Linked DNA regions of Homo sapiens: region 1 is linked to region 2. The links are chromatin loops, found by intact Hi-C in ENCODE. Cell type or tissue: PC-9. All regions are shown on one strand. Links, peaks and the distances in the headings refer to the core of each region. The heading gives the core; the rest is flanking DNA. Region 1 has its middle 19 kb from the start of DCBLD1. Region 2 overlaps DCBLD1 (discoidin, CUB and LCCL domain containing 1).

Region 1 (8,342 bases), core at 292-8,291, 51 kb before region 2:
TCTAGAAACCCACAAATCAAGCCGAGCCTAAATCAGGCCTGAGCCCAAATCTCAAGGGCAAAGACTCAAACTAATTTATCATCTTTAGATTGACATGGAAATTGCAAGGCCTTTCATTGTAGTCTTGCCTTGTGGTCCTCCAGCACAGTGTGTGCTTTTAACACACTTTTAAGTGCTTTTAAGTGCTTTTAAAGGTTTCAACAACCTTTAAAAAAAAAAGTGCTTTTAAAGCACTTTTAAGTGCTTTTAAAGGTTTCAACAACCTTTAAAAAAATTTTTAACTTTTAAATTTGAGATAATTTTAGATTCACATGCAGTTGTGAGAAATTATGTAGAGAGATCTAGTGTACACTCTTTACCCAATTTTTCCTACTGATACCATCAACAAACAATTGTGCAATATCACTACCAGGATATTGATGTTGATACAGTTAAGACACAACCATTTCCATCACCACTAGCATCCCTTTTGTTGCCCTCTTACAGCCACACCACTTCACCACTGCTGCCCCCTACCCCTTACCACCTGGCAACCACAAATGTACTCTCCATTTCTACAACTCTGTCATTTCAAAAGTGTTATATAAACAGAATCATATAGCACATGATGTTTCGTTATTGGCTTTTTTCACTCAGCACAATATGGAATGAATTGGCAATTTACTCAAGCTGATGTATGTATCAATAGCTTCTTGCTTTTTTTGCTGAGCAGTATTCCATGATATGCATGTGGCACTGTTTAACCACTCATTCATTCATTGAAAGACATCTGAATTGTTTCCAGAATTTGGATATTATGAATAAAGCTGCTATAAACATTTGCGTACAGGTTTTTATGTGAATATAAGTATTCCTTTCTCTGTGATAAACACTTATGAGTGTGATTGCCGGTTTGTATAGAGTTGCATGTTTAGTATTTTAAGAAACTGCCAAATTATTTTCCAGAGTGGCTGTACCATTTTATAATCCCACCAGGAATGAATGAGCATCAGTTTCTCTGTCTTCACCAGTATTAGGTGTTGTCACCATTTTATTTTAGTCATTATGATAAGTATTACTGATAACATATAGTCTTAACTTGCACTTCCCTAAGCTATAATGATGTTCGGCATCTTTACATGTTCTTGTTTACCATCCATATATCCTCTTATGTCATATGTTTCTTCGTGTCTTCTTCCCATTTTCTAATGGGATTGCTCGGTTTTTTTACTGTTGAATATTGAGAGTTCATTATATGCTCAGGTACGAGTCCTTTGTCAGATATGTGGTTGGAAAATATGTTTTCCATGCTGTAACATGTTTTTTTATCCTCTTAGGCTTTTTTTTTTTTTTTTGCAGAGCAAATTTTTAAAATTTTTACATAGTTCCATTTATCAACTTTTCCTTTTATGGATTGTGCATTTTAAGTAACAAGTCTAGGAATTTCTACCTAGCCCTAGACACTGAAGATTTTCTCCCATGTTTTTTTCTAAAATTTCATAGTTTTAACACTGAAGATATAATCCATTTTGAGTTAATTTTTGGATAAATTGTGTTTGTTAAGGTTCTTGTTTGTTTTTGTTTTTGTTTTGCTCACAATACGTACACCAACATAGACCATATCCTGGGCCATAAAACAAACTTCAATCACTTTAAATAATTGAAGTCATACAGAATGTGTTTTCTGACCACCATGAAATCAAACTAAAAATCAATAGCAGAAATATCTCAAGAACTTAGAAAAAGAGGAGCAAACTAAAACTAAAGCAAATAGAAAGAAGAAAAGAATAAAGATAAGAACAGAAGTCAATGAAATTAAAAACAGAAGGCCAGGCGTGGTGGCTCATGCCTGTAATCCCAGCACTTTGGGAGGCCGAGGCAGGTGGATCATCTAAGGTCAGGAGTTCAAGACCAGCCTGGCCAACATGGCGAAACCTCGTCTCTACTAAAAGTACAAAAATTAGCTGGGTGTGGTGGTGGGCGCCTGTAATCCCAGTTACTCAGGAGACTGAGGCAGGAGAATCCCTTGAACCGAGGAGGTAGAGGTTGCAGTGAGCCGAGATCACACCACTGCACTCCAGCCCGGGTGACAAATGTGAGACTCCATCTCAAAAAAAGGAAAAAAAAAATTAAAGACAGAAAAACAATGGAAAAAATAGGTAAAATAGATTTGGATCTTTGAGAAAATCAACAAAATTGACAAACCTTCAGCAAGACTGACAGAAAGAATAGAGAGAATATATAGATTACCAACATCAATATATAAAACAAGGGATATCATTACAGATTTTGCAGACCTCAACAGGAAAATGATGAAATACATTACTATAAACAACTCTACACACATAAATTTGACAACTTAGATGTAGTGAACCACTTCCTTGGAAAACAAGAATTACTACAATTTACCCAATGTGAAAAAGATAAGTTAAATAGCCCTTTAGCTATTAAGAAAATTGAATTTATAATTTTAAAGCTTTCAAAAAGAAGTCAGTAGGCCCAGAAGATTTCACTGGAGAATGCTACCAAATATTTAAAGAAGAAGTAACATCAATTATACACAACCTTTGGAGAAAAGGAGGGAACGCTTTCCAATTCATTTTATAAAGCTAATTTTTCTCTCATACCAAAACAGACAATATAAAACAAAACAGAAGAAACAACTTTCAGGCCAATATTTCTCATGACTATATACACAAAAATCCTTAACAAAATATTAGCAAATAGAATTCAGCAATATATAAAAAATGTACACCATAACTATGTTTATTCCAGGGATGCAAGGCTGGTTCAATATTTGAAAATTAATCAGTATAGTTCACCATATCAACAGACTTAAGAAAAACAAAATTTACATGGTCATATTATTTGATGCAGGACACACATTTGACAAAATTCAGCAGCCACTAATGAAAAAAACTTTCAGAAAAATAGATATAAAAGGGAACATAAAAGGGAACATTCTCAACTTGATAAAAAAAATCCACAAAAAAATCTATAGCTAACATTATACCTAATGGTGAAAGCATGATGCTTTTTTCCTAAGATTGGGTACGAGATAAGGATGTGTTCTCCTCTTACTGTTCTTATTCAACAGAGTGCTGGAAGTTCCAGTCAGTTCAGTAATGCAAAAACAAAAACAAAGCAGGCAAGGAAAAAAATAACCAAAACAAGCAAAAGAAAAGAAAAGAAAAGCATATGTAAAGGAAGAAATAAAAAAATAAGACTGTCTCTATTTGTAGATGACATAGTTGATTATGTAGAAAATTCCAATGAACCGACCAAAAATTTCCTAGGCAGCATAAGTGAGCACTTGAAAACAAATATGTGTTCTGCTGTTAGTTGGTGAAGTGTTCTATAAATGTTAAATAGATGCTGTTCATTGATGGTGTTGAGTTCTTGTATGTAATTTCTGACTTTTTGTACAGTTGTTCTATCAATTGCTGAAAGAGGGGTGTTGAAATCTCTAATTATAATTATGTATTTGTCTATTTCTTCTTTCAGTTCTATCAGTTTTTGCCTCACATATCTTATGGCTCTGTTGTTGATATCCACATATTTTGTATTGCTACATCTTCCTGTTGGACTGAACTTTTTATCATTTATATATGTATAATGTCTTTATCCCTGATAATTTTCTTTGCTCTAAAGTCACTTTATTAGATAATATGGCCACTCTTGCTTCTCATTGATTAATGTTTGCATGATATACTTTTTCCATCCTTTTGTCTTCAACCTGCCCATATCATCATATTTGAGGGGAGTTTCTCGTAAACAGCATGTACTTGGGTCATGGGGTGACTTAAGTTTGCCATTATATTTTTTCTTTTCTATTTGTTCTTTCTGTTTTACATTTCTCTATTTTCTTTTCCCTGACTTTCCATGCATTACTTAAACATTTTCTAGAATTTCATTTGGATTTATCTATAATGTTTTTGAGTGTATCTCTCTATACCTTTTATTCAAGATATGGAGAGAGAGAGATCTTAATCATAATCTACTGATGCCGTTATTTTTCCTGTTCAAGTGAAGTATAAAAATGTTACCTCCTTTTACATCCTTTTACTTATTTCTTTTGTAATAAGATAGTCTTATACAGTATATTTCTTCCACATACATTTTTAAACACATCAGGATCTGTCTGAAATAATAATAATATGATAATACTATATTTTTGCTGTACCTGTTTAATGTTCAGATATGTTTAGATACACAAATACTTACCATTGTGTTACAATTGCTTACAGTATTCAGTGCAGTAACATTTTGTACAGGTTTAGCCCAGGAGCGTGTACCATGTAGCCTAGGTGTGTAGTAGGCTATACCATCTAGGTTTGTGTAAGTACACTCTATAATTTTATTAGTTCATTTTCACACTGCTGTAAAGAACTACCTAAGACTGGATAATTTATGAAGGAAAGAGGTTTAATTGACTTACAGTTCCACATGACTGGGGAGACTTCAGGAAACTTTCTATCGTGGCAGAAGGCAAAGGGGAAGCAGGCACTTTCTTCACAGGGTGTCAGGAGTAAGAGAGAGCATGGGTGGGGAACTGCCAAACACTGTTAAACCATCAGATCTGAGAACGAACTCACTATCATGAAAACAGCATAGAGGAAAACACCCCTATGTGTCAATCACCTCCCACCAGGTCCCTCCCTTGACATGTGGGGATTACAATTTAAGATGAGATTTGGGTGGGGACACAGAGCCAAACCATATCAAAAATGCTCAAACAATGACGAAGTCACCTAACAATGCATTTCCCCATCATTAAGTGACACATGGCTGAATTATGTTATGAGACCCAGGAATTTATTTATACTTTCTCTTTTAGCTGGCTTTCTCTCTGATGCATCTCCAGCAGAAGAGTGATGTACGGCCTCATGGAGCTCTCAGGTGGAGGTAGAAGTCCAGGTTCCCCACATGGCCTCCTTGACATTTGAGGTGGGGGGACATTTGTGGAGTCAGTGGAGACAATGTGGAGGGGATGTTGGGATGCTTTGTTACAGCCTCAAGAGGGTGAAAGTCTAGGTGCCCCACTTTGCTGGTGTGAGTGACAGTAGGGCCACATTTGACTGTGGTGTTTGAATGGATTAGAGCAGTTACTATCTAAAAGTTTTCCCTCATGCTCTGCTGACCCTTTTCTGATCCTTTGACTAGAGAGGACTGGCTTTTGTTGGTTTTTATTTTATCATTTTTGTTTTGTCTGTGCCTGCTGGTGTTTGCCGGTTGCAGGCTTATTCAGTTCTAAGTCTGGTGTATGTAAAGCAAAAAGGAAACCCAGGTGACTCACCACTGTGTCACTTCTCAGATCCCAATATCTCTAGGCAGTCTGCCTTCTCTCTTCCTTCTAAAGTCTTATGTTTGTACTATATATAATATTCTGCATTTTTAGTTATACTTAGAGGAAGGAATAAGGAAAAGTGTGGCTACTCCATCTTCCCAGAAGCTGAAGTCTAATAGCTTCTTTTTATATAACACATTTTTAGAACACAGCACATTGTACATTTCTAGAGCAGATTTCCCACAGAGCGAATTAAGAGGGTTATGGGATTTCTGTGATATGTGAACATACAGAAGAACAAGGGAGAAATAGGCTTTGCCATCATGAAAGACAGGAAGGCAGAAAGGAAACAGTTGTCTCTAAAATAATAATCTAGTCACTCTTGTGCACTAGCAGAAGAGAGCCAGTGACCTAGTATAGTGTGCAGAAGTACCTGGCTGAGACTCCAACAAAAGCTTCAATTCCTCAGCCTGTCATTCCCAGTGTTGTGCTTTTATTCTGTGAGCATTGACGCTTTCTTTTAATACCTCAGTCAGACATGCATGAGAAGCATAACAGGGGCCTTGCTATCCCACATGATCAGATTTTTTTACCCCCAAACCAAACTGTTTAGTTTGCTTGGCTCTGGAAACCCCCAACCCTAATTCTACTTGTGGCCTAGTCGTGACAATTTTCTTGGTCTCAACAATTCCCAACATTGTGCCATTTTGTCTTTGGCAGTTCCCTGTTACGTTCTAATTGGAGATCAGGCAGATTAGCCTCCTTCCAAGGAAAAGCAAGACGCTCTTAGTCTCCCAGGGAAGGTCTTGTGACTCCAGAAAACCTAAGCTTATGCTCTGAATCCCAGTTACACTCAATAACTAGAGAAGAAAACTTAAGAATATAGGTACAAAGATGTCATGGGTCCCAGGCCCCAAATCTGATGAATAGTACTTAATTCCAAGTCCCATTGTTAATAAGGAAGAATATCAAATGTGTCCCAGCACTCAGGGGAAGTCTTTGGAATAAAGCCAACTGGGTTCACCTTCAAGGAGGGACAGAAAACCTTGGCTGAGGAAATGAGACAGGATTGATATTCTTAGTTTTCAATAGCTCCTCTTAAAAAATAAATCTTCAGTAAGATGTGATCAGTTACCATCTGAAAAAGATCTCTGAGCTGCAACAAGAGAGCAAAGCTTTGTAAAAATGGATCATAGAATAAGCATGGAGGACCCTTTAAAACTGCAAAGAGGAAGAGTGTGGAAAGGAGGTGGAGGAGAAACTGTTTAGCTCATATTTTAACCACAGTCTGCCAAATTTGTCTCCTTAAAGATCTCATTTGGTAAGTTTGAGAAGGCAGTAAAGAGCAGGGTGCCAAGACAGGGAGGAAGTGGTGGCACACACTTGTGGTCCTAGCTACTCAGGAGGCTGAGGTGGGAGGATTACTTGAGCCCAGATTGAGGCTGCAGTGAGCCACGATTGCACCACTGCACTCCAGCCTAGTTGAGAGAGAGCAAGAGCCTGTCTCAAAAAATAAAGAAAGAAATAAAGACAGGGGCAAGGAGAGGGGAAAAGGAAAGTGCCTGGGATCAGACTGCTTGGCTTCCAACAGGAGTTCTGCTAACCAAGTGTCAGGGCTTCTGGATTCTTTATAACCTGCCTCTCAATCTCCTAATTCTATGTTCTCTATCCAAATAGAAGTTCTATTAACTAAGGGAATAGTTGTCTGAATAAAGACTTTGGAATTAAACCTCATAAAGGATTCCCTATTTACTTAGAAATCTCTGCTAAGAAAGATTATTCAACTTCTTGATCTCAAGATTTTTATCTCTCTTGTTTTTCTCTGAATATTGATCATTTTCGTTTGGTCTGGAGTCATGAAAATGTTTAAATCACATGACACAACATTAAGATTTTCAGAGAAAATGGAAAAAAAAGATCTCTTTAAAAGGCAAAGCCTCTATGCTCTCAAACTTGCTGAAAATTCAATCCTTCATGTATTTAACTAAATAAGGAACTTTTCTCAGGATACAAATTGTAAATGTAGGAGATAAAAGACTATAGAAAAGTGTATGATAGGTTTTTTTAATTAGTAAAATTTACTTTTAGAGCAATTTTAGATTCACAGCAAAACTGAGTGGAAAGTACAGAATTTCTGTACACTCCCTTTCCCCACACACTAACAACCCCCGCATTAGCAACATCCGCCACCAGAGTGACTTTTGAATGGATACTCTCATTGTCCCATGCTTCATACCTTTCCTCTCTGTGGGCACTGCAAAGTGTTCATGGGTGTCCTATTCTTGCCCCATCCATGTCAGATACCTGTATTTGAGAACTCTCAGATCTCAGGTCTGAACATCTGAGAGTCACAGTGGGAGGCCAGGGGATGGGAACCACATTTTTATTGTTTCTATTACTTTTTAAGCTTCCAGTAATACTTTCCAGACATCCCAAGAGATTGCCTCCACTTCCTTGGAGTCTCACAGCATCCTGACAGCCACGCAGGAGGTGTTCCGGGTCATCCATGCCTCCTTCTTGTAGAGATGAGTGAACTGAGGCTGAAAGATGGGGAGGGGTTTGCACCAGGTCATGGAGTTGTGGAACCAGGGCTAGAACCCAGTTTTCTTTGACTGCCTGTCCAGCACCTTCTCACTGTGTCATATATCACATAAGCATAGCAGTTGAGGGCAGGAACAGGGCTGTGCTAAGGGCTCTTCAGTTCTCCTACTCCCTCCTCTCAGCCTCCCCTGCTCTGACCATATTGGTTTTAATTTCTCAGAGGTTTTAATCTCTCAGTTCAGCCTAAAGGCTGAAGGTCAGTATCAGGTTCAGTATTGGAAGACCCTCCAGCCCTCTACCCAACCAATGGTAACCTCTGCCTCCTGCTGTCCGATCTCTGTTAACTACTTGCTCCCCAGGGTCCCTCTCCAGCTCTTTCTACTTTGGTTCCTGGCTCAGATGGAGGGGCCCAGAACAAAAAGGGTGAGGCACTGCAGCCTATTAGCTGAGCCTCCTGAGACTCAGCTTCTGGGTCTGATCCCAACACTCAGGTCAATAGTTTGTGGCTATTATGAGTGAAGTGGAGAGTTCTCCA
Region 2 (8,342 bases), core at 84-8,083:
TTATAACAGCCCTGTGAGATAGGTCCTGTTACCAACCTTTACACCTAAGGAAACTGAAGCTCAAAGAAGGCCAACTAACATGCTTGTAAGATCACTTAGCGGGACCTGGGATTCAAGTCTGGGCATTTGAGGCCCTGCTCAAATGCCCAGAGGCCCTACTCTTTAGCTCTGCACCATCCGATTCAGTGTTTGTGTTGAAAGCCATCTGTTCCTGTGGCTTGTGCATAAGAAGACCTGAGGTGTAGTTCTTGTTCGTCACTTGCTGGAAGAAATGGAAACTTCTCCAGGCCTCTCCACAGGAGTATCCGGAGAATAAAGTGGGAGTCTGAGAAATCACTTACGTAGAGTTCCAGTATAAGTTGAAAGTTCAAAAAATGTTTTTTAGTCAAAATGCTAAGAGGAGGCATGGTGGCCAGTGATAGAAAGAAACTCTTTACTATAGGATCCTAATGGAAGTTAAATTGGTTGTGTTCTGCATAATGATTTGCACCAGGAAGTTCAAAAATTGTTCTCCTACGTTTTCTGTACCTCCACTTCCAATCACAATATTTTTTTAAGCATTGTCAGTGACTTAGAAGCACAATCATGTGAAGTCAACTGTTAATGTTTATGTTACACTAGGAATGAGAGAAATAGGAATAGTTGGAAATAATGCGAAGTGGTTAGACTCATAATCACAACAGGTTTCTGCATGTCATTTTTTAGAATGATACATATCTGACATATTGCAATAAGATCTAATAATTACAACTTATCTGTTGAAGTTTTTTAAATCCCAAAGAGGGGAAAGCGCAAGATTGACAGTCTCTGTTTTACAAATGGTTTATATGTCTCTCAGACATATTATGAAGTAGAAGGAAAAATTTTTATGGCTTTTAAAGATAAAACAAATAGACTTCAAGGAAATTTCCAGCTCACAGAGAGCTGTTTTGGGCTGCAGACACCCTAGAAGTGCGTCCTCCTCTATGGTTGAGGCTACTTTGGTGGAAATTATTGAGAAGGACTGCTTTTTCTTTGTTTGTTTTATTTTGCCTTTTATGCCAAGATAGAATTCAGAAAGAATCTTGAACATATAAAACGTTATATCAGCCAGAATGCTGTACTCTAGGTATTTTTTTTAACACAACCATAAGCCTCAAGGAGAAAAAGCTATTGGGTTCCTCCTCCTCTTTCCCCATAAATACTTCCCTGGAGACTCACTGTGATTCAGTTTCAGTAATTGCCATCTTTCATTGGGAGAGAAGTAATGGCTTAAGTGGGTTGTGAACTCCCAGCGTTGACACACTTCTTGACCTGGGTCCTGTAGCCCCAAGGAAAGCCACACCTTTGTCTAAGAATCCGCCTGCTTCATTTATCATCTGTCACTGATTTTTGTGTGGGAATGAGAGACCAAAATTCTCCAGGGATACCACTTACTGTTACGTGACTATGGTTTTAATGGCACAGTCCAGGAATATCCCTTTTTTATGCTAATTTCTCTCCTTTTCAAAGAAAATGGCCTTGAAAATTCTGTAATGTTGTACAATGACCCTACTGCAATTAGCAAGCAAGGACAAATCTGCGATTTGACTGCATCAAAAACAAATTGAAAATGGACACAAATCTAATGGTGTTTGCAGCTTCAGCATTTCTGGAGATTGTTTTATCAGCATACCTCTGAGCACAGATCTGGGCCACGAGAAGTACCACTCGCCTGGCAGCCAAATATTCCATGTGGCTGTCTCCACCCACATGTACTCCCAGGGAGGGTCACTTAGGTCAATCAGGCATGTTCTTATCTGTCATAAGAAAGAATTGTGTGCTTCAGATGATGCTCCAGAAGGTTAATGAGGGTTTTTTGGAGGTTTTATGTTGTTGTTGTTGTCGATTTATGACAGACCTTTCAGGAGTTAGGTTTTTATTTGATCTCTCAGTGGTTTTTCCCACTGACAGTATGGTAGTTAAAAAAAAAATCAGAAATAATACTACTAAGGGAAAGAGGTTTCTTTGTTTCTCTAATGACATGCATACTATTTTTCAAACATGTCCCTTCTATATATAAAACAATAACTTAGTTTTATTAGTTTTAAGATCAAAACCTTATATCCATCTGAAGTGACTTGGAACAAACAGTTTTTAACCAAACCATCATTGCCTTGTAATGCCCAGAGTCTTGGGCACACAGTCCAGGAGAATAGAGAAGTACTATACATTGCTGTACAGATTGTCAGATTGCCAGAGAATCAAGAGGATTTCAGACTTGGCTTGTAGCAGACAGTTTATTCTTCCTTATAGGACAGCTTTCTTTTATTCACACATGGAAAGATAAAGGGTTTCCCTTGCAGCTGCTAATGAAATAGTAGCCCGAAACAGGGAATGTGCTGAGAGGAACTGACCTACTGTGCTCAAAGAAGGCAACTCCTACAGTTCCTGGCCCTTTATTCCCTTTGTCCAAGGAATCAGCCCATTGTCTGCTGGAGTCTCATGTCTGGTGCCAAATGCCACAGTGCTGTTCCATTTGGTATCTCTGATAGCTCTTCCCACAATATAGGGCCGCCAGTTACATTCCACAAAAGATAAAAGTTTTTCTTTTTTCCTGATTTTTCTGCCTACTTGATTAACTGCTGCACTCCAGTGTGATGGGAATTTGTGACTGCAAAGTAAGATGGAACCTGCCTTGCAGACAGGGATAGATAGAAGTGAGAGAATAGTAGGAAGTTAGGTGGCAAGTCCAAGTGCTATAAAACACGTAGCACTGCTGGTTCTGAAGCAAACATCCATGCAAAACTGTGCATCCTATTTTTAGGAAGGGGTTGGATTTCAGTCTGACTGAATTGAAGTATTTTTGCCAATCTAAGAACACTGCCTGAGCCCAAGAATATAACCACAATCAAAGTTAGAAGTCACCGCGCTCTCATGTGGGTTTCCAGTGAAATTGTCTTTGTAAACATTTAAATATAGGTGTAGATCCTTTTTAAAAGTCAGGAGACCTTTGGAGAGTACCAACAGTGAAGTATATCACGTGGGCAGGGGTGAGTGGAGAAAGATTTTCTTTCATAAGACAAGAGATTATCCTTAAAGGAGTCTGGCGGAGCACTGAGGACATTGCTTAGGACAGACTCCCAGGGTCTTTCCGTGGTTTCCCATTAATTATTTTTCCCTCTCAATGCTATCATATTTTTCCATTTTTCTTTCTTGCCTTTTAACTCTAGGAATGTAATTATTAACTTCTAGTCTATGAAAGGAATTTTCGTCTGTCAGACCTTGAGACAGGCAATAATTTGGATGTTTTGCCATAGGCAATACTACAGCCAGTATTCAACTCTTATCCCCCACCCTGAATTAAAACTCATTCTTGCTATTCTGATGTTTGTGATTATGATGAAATGATCAAAATAACTCTTCAGACCAGGCGCTGTGGCCCATGTTTGTAATCCCAGCACTTTGAGGAGGCTGAGATGGGAGGATTGCTTAAAGCCAGGAGCTTGAGACCAACCTGGGCAATGTAGTGAGACCTCATCTCTACAAAAAAAATCAAAAAATTAGCTGGACATGGTGGCACACACCTGTAATCCAGCTTCTTGGAAGGCTGAGGTGGAAGGATTGTTTGAGCCCAGGAGGAGCCGTGATCACGCCACTGCACTCCAACATGGGTGACAGAGAAAGACCCTGTCTCAAAAAAAAAAAAAAAAATCCTCTCAATGATGATATTTATATAGAGAGGGTATCTCCTACCCCTCTAGTTACAATTTTGCAGCACAGTAATAAAAATATGAAAGGGATTGATGTCTGTGTGGTAAGGGTAATTAAAGGGGCATGTGTTTACATTTTCCTTCTTTGATCTGCTTCCAGAAATAGTTACATGCCTATCATAACTGGGAGGATGAAACCAAATTAGAGTTTTACTATATTTACATGTTTTTGGTCTAGGAAATCATATATATTGCACAACAACTTAGTATGATGGTATACACTCTCATTTGTGTAAAATATGTATACTTTTTGCAACTTTTCCTTTCAACTGTTTCATAAAATCTAAAAAAAAAAATCTAAGCAAGTTCTCACTGATAATCAATTTAGACTTGCTTACCTTACAGTTTGTGGGTTTTTTTTTTTTTTTTTGAGACGGAGTCTTGTTCTATCACCCAGGCTGAAATGCAGTGGTGGGATCGTGGCTCACTGCAACCTCCACCCCCCAGGTTCAAGCAATTCTCCTGTCTCAGCCTCCCAAGTAGCTGGGATTACAGGCACCCACCACCATGCTCGGCTAATTTTTTTTGTATTTTTAGTAAAGATGGGGTTTCACCATGTTGACCAGGCTAGTCTCGAACTCCTGACCTCCTGACTCCGCTCACCTTGGCCTCCCACAGTGCTGGGATTACAGGCGTGAGCCACCGTGCCTGGCCACCTACAGTTTTCATTAGAACTCATTGGAATGCTATAGAAATTTAAGGAGAGATTACTATCATCATCACCATTTGGGGAGGGGTGTATTACTGGGTTAATATAAAAAAATGTGATTTGAAAATATTCTAACTTATTAAAAGCAACAAGTTACTAGTTACTTCACAATATTCATCCTTAGGTTTACAAAGCAAGTGTCTTCACCCCTCTTATCTGTGCAAAGAACAGAGGAATTTCAAACATATCTAAAACAAACAGAATAAGTTGGAAAAGGCAAGTACAGCAATCTGACTCACCTTAACTTTGCAAAAATGCTTATCATTCTACTTATTTAGTCTGAATTGCCTATCTGCTGTGCTTGTGAGCAAGAGTAAAGTTTATAAAAATCCATATTATTCATTACAGAAATTTTTTTCTTGTTTCTTTACACTTCTCTTCCTGACTTCTCCATAGTATTTAAAAGTGACACGATTAAAAATATTTTATGAATCTCTTAGTTGGATTTGGCTTTTAGAAACTGTTGTAAAAAGAGCATTTCAATTCAATTCAAACTGTTTGTGGGAGGCTGTCACCTGCCAGGTACTATGCAGTCTGTTGGAGATAAAGGGATGGATATAAAAGTTCCTTGCACTATGGAACACAGTCTGAAGAGAAAATAGGTATTACTTATTTTTTAATATATTCATTTTTAACAAGCACTTATATAGCTCTTACTATGTGCTGAGTACTATTCTAAGTAATTTGAAAGTATTGGTCGGGCGCGGTGGCTCACACCTGTAATCCCAGCACTTTCGGAGGCTGAGGCGGGCAGATCACGAGGTCCGGAGATCGAGACTATACTGGCTAACACAGTGAAACCCCATCTCTACTAAAAAAAAAAAAATACAAAAAATTAGCCAGGCGTGGTGGTGGGTGCCTGTAGTCCCAGCTACTCAGGAGGCTGAGACAGGAGAATGGTGTGAACCCAGGAGATGGAGCTTGTAGTGAGCCGAGATCATGCCACTGCACTCCAGCCTGGGGACAGAGCGAGACTCCATCTCAAAAAAAAAAAAAAGAAAGTATTAACTCATGTAAGTAATTACGTATGATGAGTGTTTCTAAAGAGGGAAGTGAACATCTTTTATTTAGATTTCACCATAATTTAGTGATAGGAAATGCTAGAAATTTGGCATGTGAGGGTAAGCATATAGCATTTCTTTCTTATTCTATCACATCTTCAGTATGTGAAACTTGAAACAGAGAGAAATTGGATCCTTTATACCAGAAGGGCAATGCTTAGTTGGGTCACGATCTTCTGACTCTTTAGCATGTGTATTGGTCCATTTTCATGCTGCTGATAAGGACATACCTGAGACTGGGCAATTTACAAAAGGTTTAATTGGACTTACAGTTCCACGTAGCTGGGGAAGCCTCAAATCATGGTGGAAGGCAAAAGGCACGTCTCACCTGGTGGCAGACAGGAGAAAAGAGCTTGTGCAGGGGAACTCCTTTTTTTAAAACCATCAGATCTCATGAGACTTATTCACTATCATGGGAACAGCATGGGAAAGACCTTCCTCCATGATTTAGTTACCTCCCACCGGGTCCCTCCCACAACACGTGGGAATTCAAGATGAGATTTGGGTGGGGACACCCAAACCATTATCATTTCGACCCTGGCCCCTCCCAAGTCTCATGTCCTCATATTTCAAAATCAATCATGCCTTCCCAACAGTCCCCCAAAGTCTTAACTCATTTCAGCATTAACTTAAAAGTCCACAGTCCAAATCTCATCTGAGACAAGGCAAGTCCCTTCTGCCTATGAGCCTGTAAAATCAAAAGCAAGTTAATTACTTCCTAGATACAATGTGGGTACTGGCATTGGGTAAATACAGCCATTCCAAATGGGGAGAAATTAGCCAAACAAAGGGGCTCAGGCCCCATGAAAGTCTGAAATCCAGTGGGGCAGTCAAATCTTAAAGCTCCAAAATGATCTCCTTTGACTCCATGTCTCACATGCAGGTCATGCTGATGCAAGAGGTGAGTTCCCATGCTTGGGCAGCTCCACCCCTGTGGCTTTGCAGGGTACAGCCTCCCTCCCCACTGCTTCCACAGGCTGGTGTTGAGTGTCTGTCGCTTTTTCAGGTGCAATGGATCTACCATTCTGGGGTCTGGTGGCCCCCTTCTCACAGCTACACTGGATGGTACCCCAGTAGGTACTCTGTGTGGGGGCTCTGACCCCACATTTCCCTTCTGCACTACCCAAGCAGAGGTTCTCTATGAGGGCCTCTGCAGCAAACATCTGCCTGGGCATCCAGACATTTCCATACGTCTTCTGAAATCTAGGTGGAGGTTCCCAAACCCCAATTCTTGACTTCCATGCACCTGCAGGCTCAACACCACATGGAAGCTGCCAAAGCTTGGGGCTTGCACCCTCTGAAGTCCTGGCCCGAGTTCTACGTTGTCCCCTTCCAGCCATAGCTGGAGCAGCTGGGACACAAGACACCAAGTTCCTAGGCTGCACACAGCACAGGGATGCTAGTCCTGGCCCAGGAAACCACTTTTTCCTCCTAGGCCTCTGGGTCTGTGATGGGAAGGGTTGCCTTGAAGACCTCTGACATGCCCTGGAGACATTTTCCACATTGTCTTGGGGATTAACATTCAGTTCTTCATTACTTATGTAAATTTCTGCAGCTGGCTTGAATTTCTCCTCAGAAAATGGGATTTTCTTTTCTATCGCACTGTCAGGCTGCAAATTTTCTGAACTTTTATGCTCTGCTTCCCTTATAAAACTGAATGCCTTTAACAGTACCCAAGTTACCTCGTGAATGCTTTCCTATTTAGAAATGTTTTCCACGTGATACCCTAAATCATCTCTCTCAAGTTCAAAGTTCCACAAATCTCTAAGGCAAGGGCAAAATGCCACCAGTCTCTTTGCTCAAACATAACAAGAGTCACCTTTGCTCCAGTTCCCAACCAGTTCTTCATTTCCATCTGAGACCACCTCAGCGTGGACATTATTGTCCATATCGCTATCAGCATTTTGGGCAAAACCATTCAACAAACCTCTAGGAAGTTCCAAACTTTCCCACATTTTCCTGTCTTCTTAGCCCTCCAAACTGTTCCAACCTCTGCCTGTTACCCAGTTCCAAAGTCACTTCCACATCTTCGGGTATCTTTTCAGCAGCACCCCACTCTACTGGCACCAACTTAACTGTATTAGTCCGTTTTCATGCTGCTGATAAGGACATACCTGAGACTGGGCAATTTACAAGAGAAAGGTTTAATTGGACTTACAGTCCCACATGGCTAGGAAAGCCTCAAATCATGGTAGAAGGCAAAAGACATGTCTCATATGGTGGCAGACAAAAGAAATGAGCTCGTGCAGGGGAACTCCTTTTTTAAAAAACCATCAGATCTCATGAGACTTATTCACTGTCATGAGAACAGCACGGGAAACACCTTCCCCCATGATTCAGTTACCTCCCACCAGGTCCCTCCCACAACACATGGGAATTCAAGATGAGATTTAGGTGGGGACACAGCAAAACCATATCAAGCAGTTTTGTCCCTATTGGTTCTGGTTAATATAACCCGGTTTTATTCGTATTGACTTGGAGCAGTCTTTTTCTTTTATTCTTCTTCCTTCATCATGATTGTTGTTGCCGCTGACTATTTCCATACTGTTTTTGAGAAAAGTTAATAAATAATACCTCTCTTCAAAATTTGCTTGCTAATCTCTATTTCATAGAGATTGTCTTGCGTATGTTACTTTCGAAATGACAAGTTAAAAGCTAAACTTCAGTTTGAGTAGTCTTAGGAAGAGTTTTCGTTATTTTAAGCTCCAAATGTAATTTTGCCCTTTGAAAGTTCATTGAGATCCCTATTGCTTTTCAAGCAACTTATTTTGGAAACAATGTTATACCCTTAATTGTATAATTTTGTACTATAATATTTCAAAATGCTTTAGAAATTATTCT

The links. Hi-C counts contacts between places; a loop is a spot of excess contacts. Peaks named below come from ENCODE experiments on the same cell type or tissue, not always from the same donor. Only the 100,000 strongest peaks of a DNase experiment are listed, where the experiment ranks them.
Region 1: it touches region 2 in a loop (6-fold over the local background); 2 of 110 quality-filtered maps call a loop at or near these places.

The regions. Positions count from the first base shown.
Region 1 is chr6:117,459,240-117,467,581 of GRCh38, forward strand. No RefSeq gene overlaps it. Among named protein-coding and RNA genes, the nearest start is that of DCBLD1, 19 kb to the right of the region's middle. In PC-9, for the core only: no CTCF peak of the experiment used is centred there; DNase peaks (open chromatin) are centred at 377, 4,752 and 5,262.
Region 2 is chr6:117,510,937-117,519,278 of GRCh38, forward strand. All of the region lies in intron 2 of DCBLD1 (discoidin, CUB and LCCL domain containing 1), which reads left to right. Among named protein-coding and RNA genes, the nearest start is that of DCBLD1, 32 kb to the left of the region's middle. In PC-9, for the core only: no CTCF peak of the experiment used is centred there; a DNase peak (open chromatin) is centred at 4,635.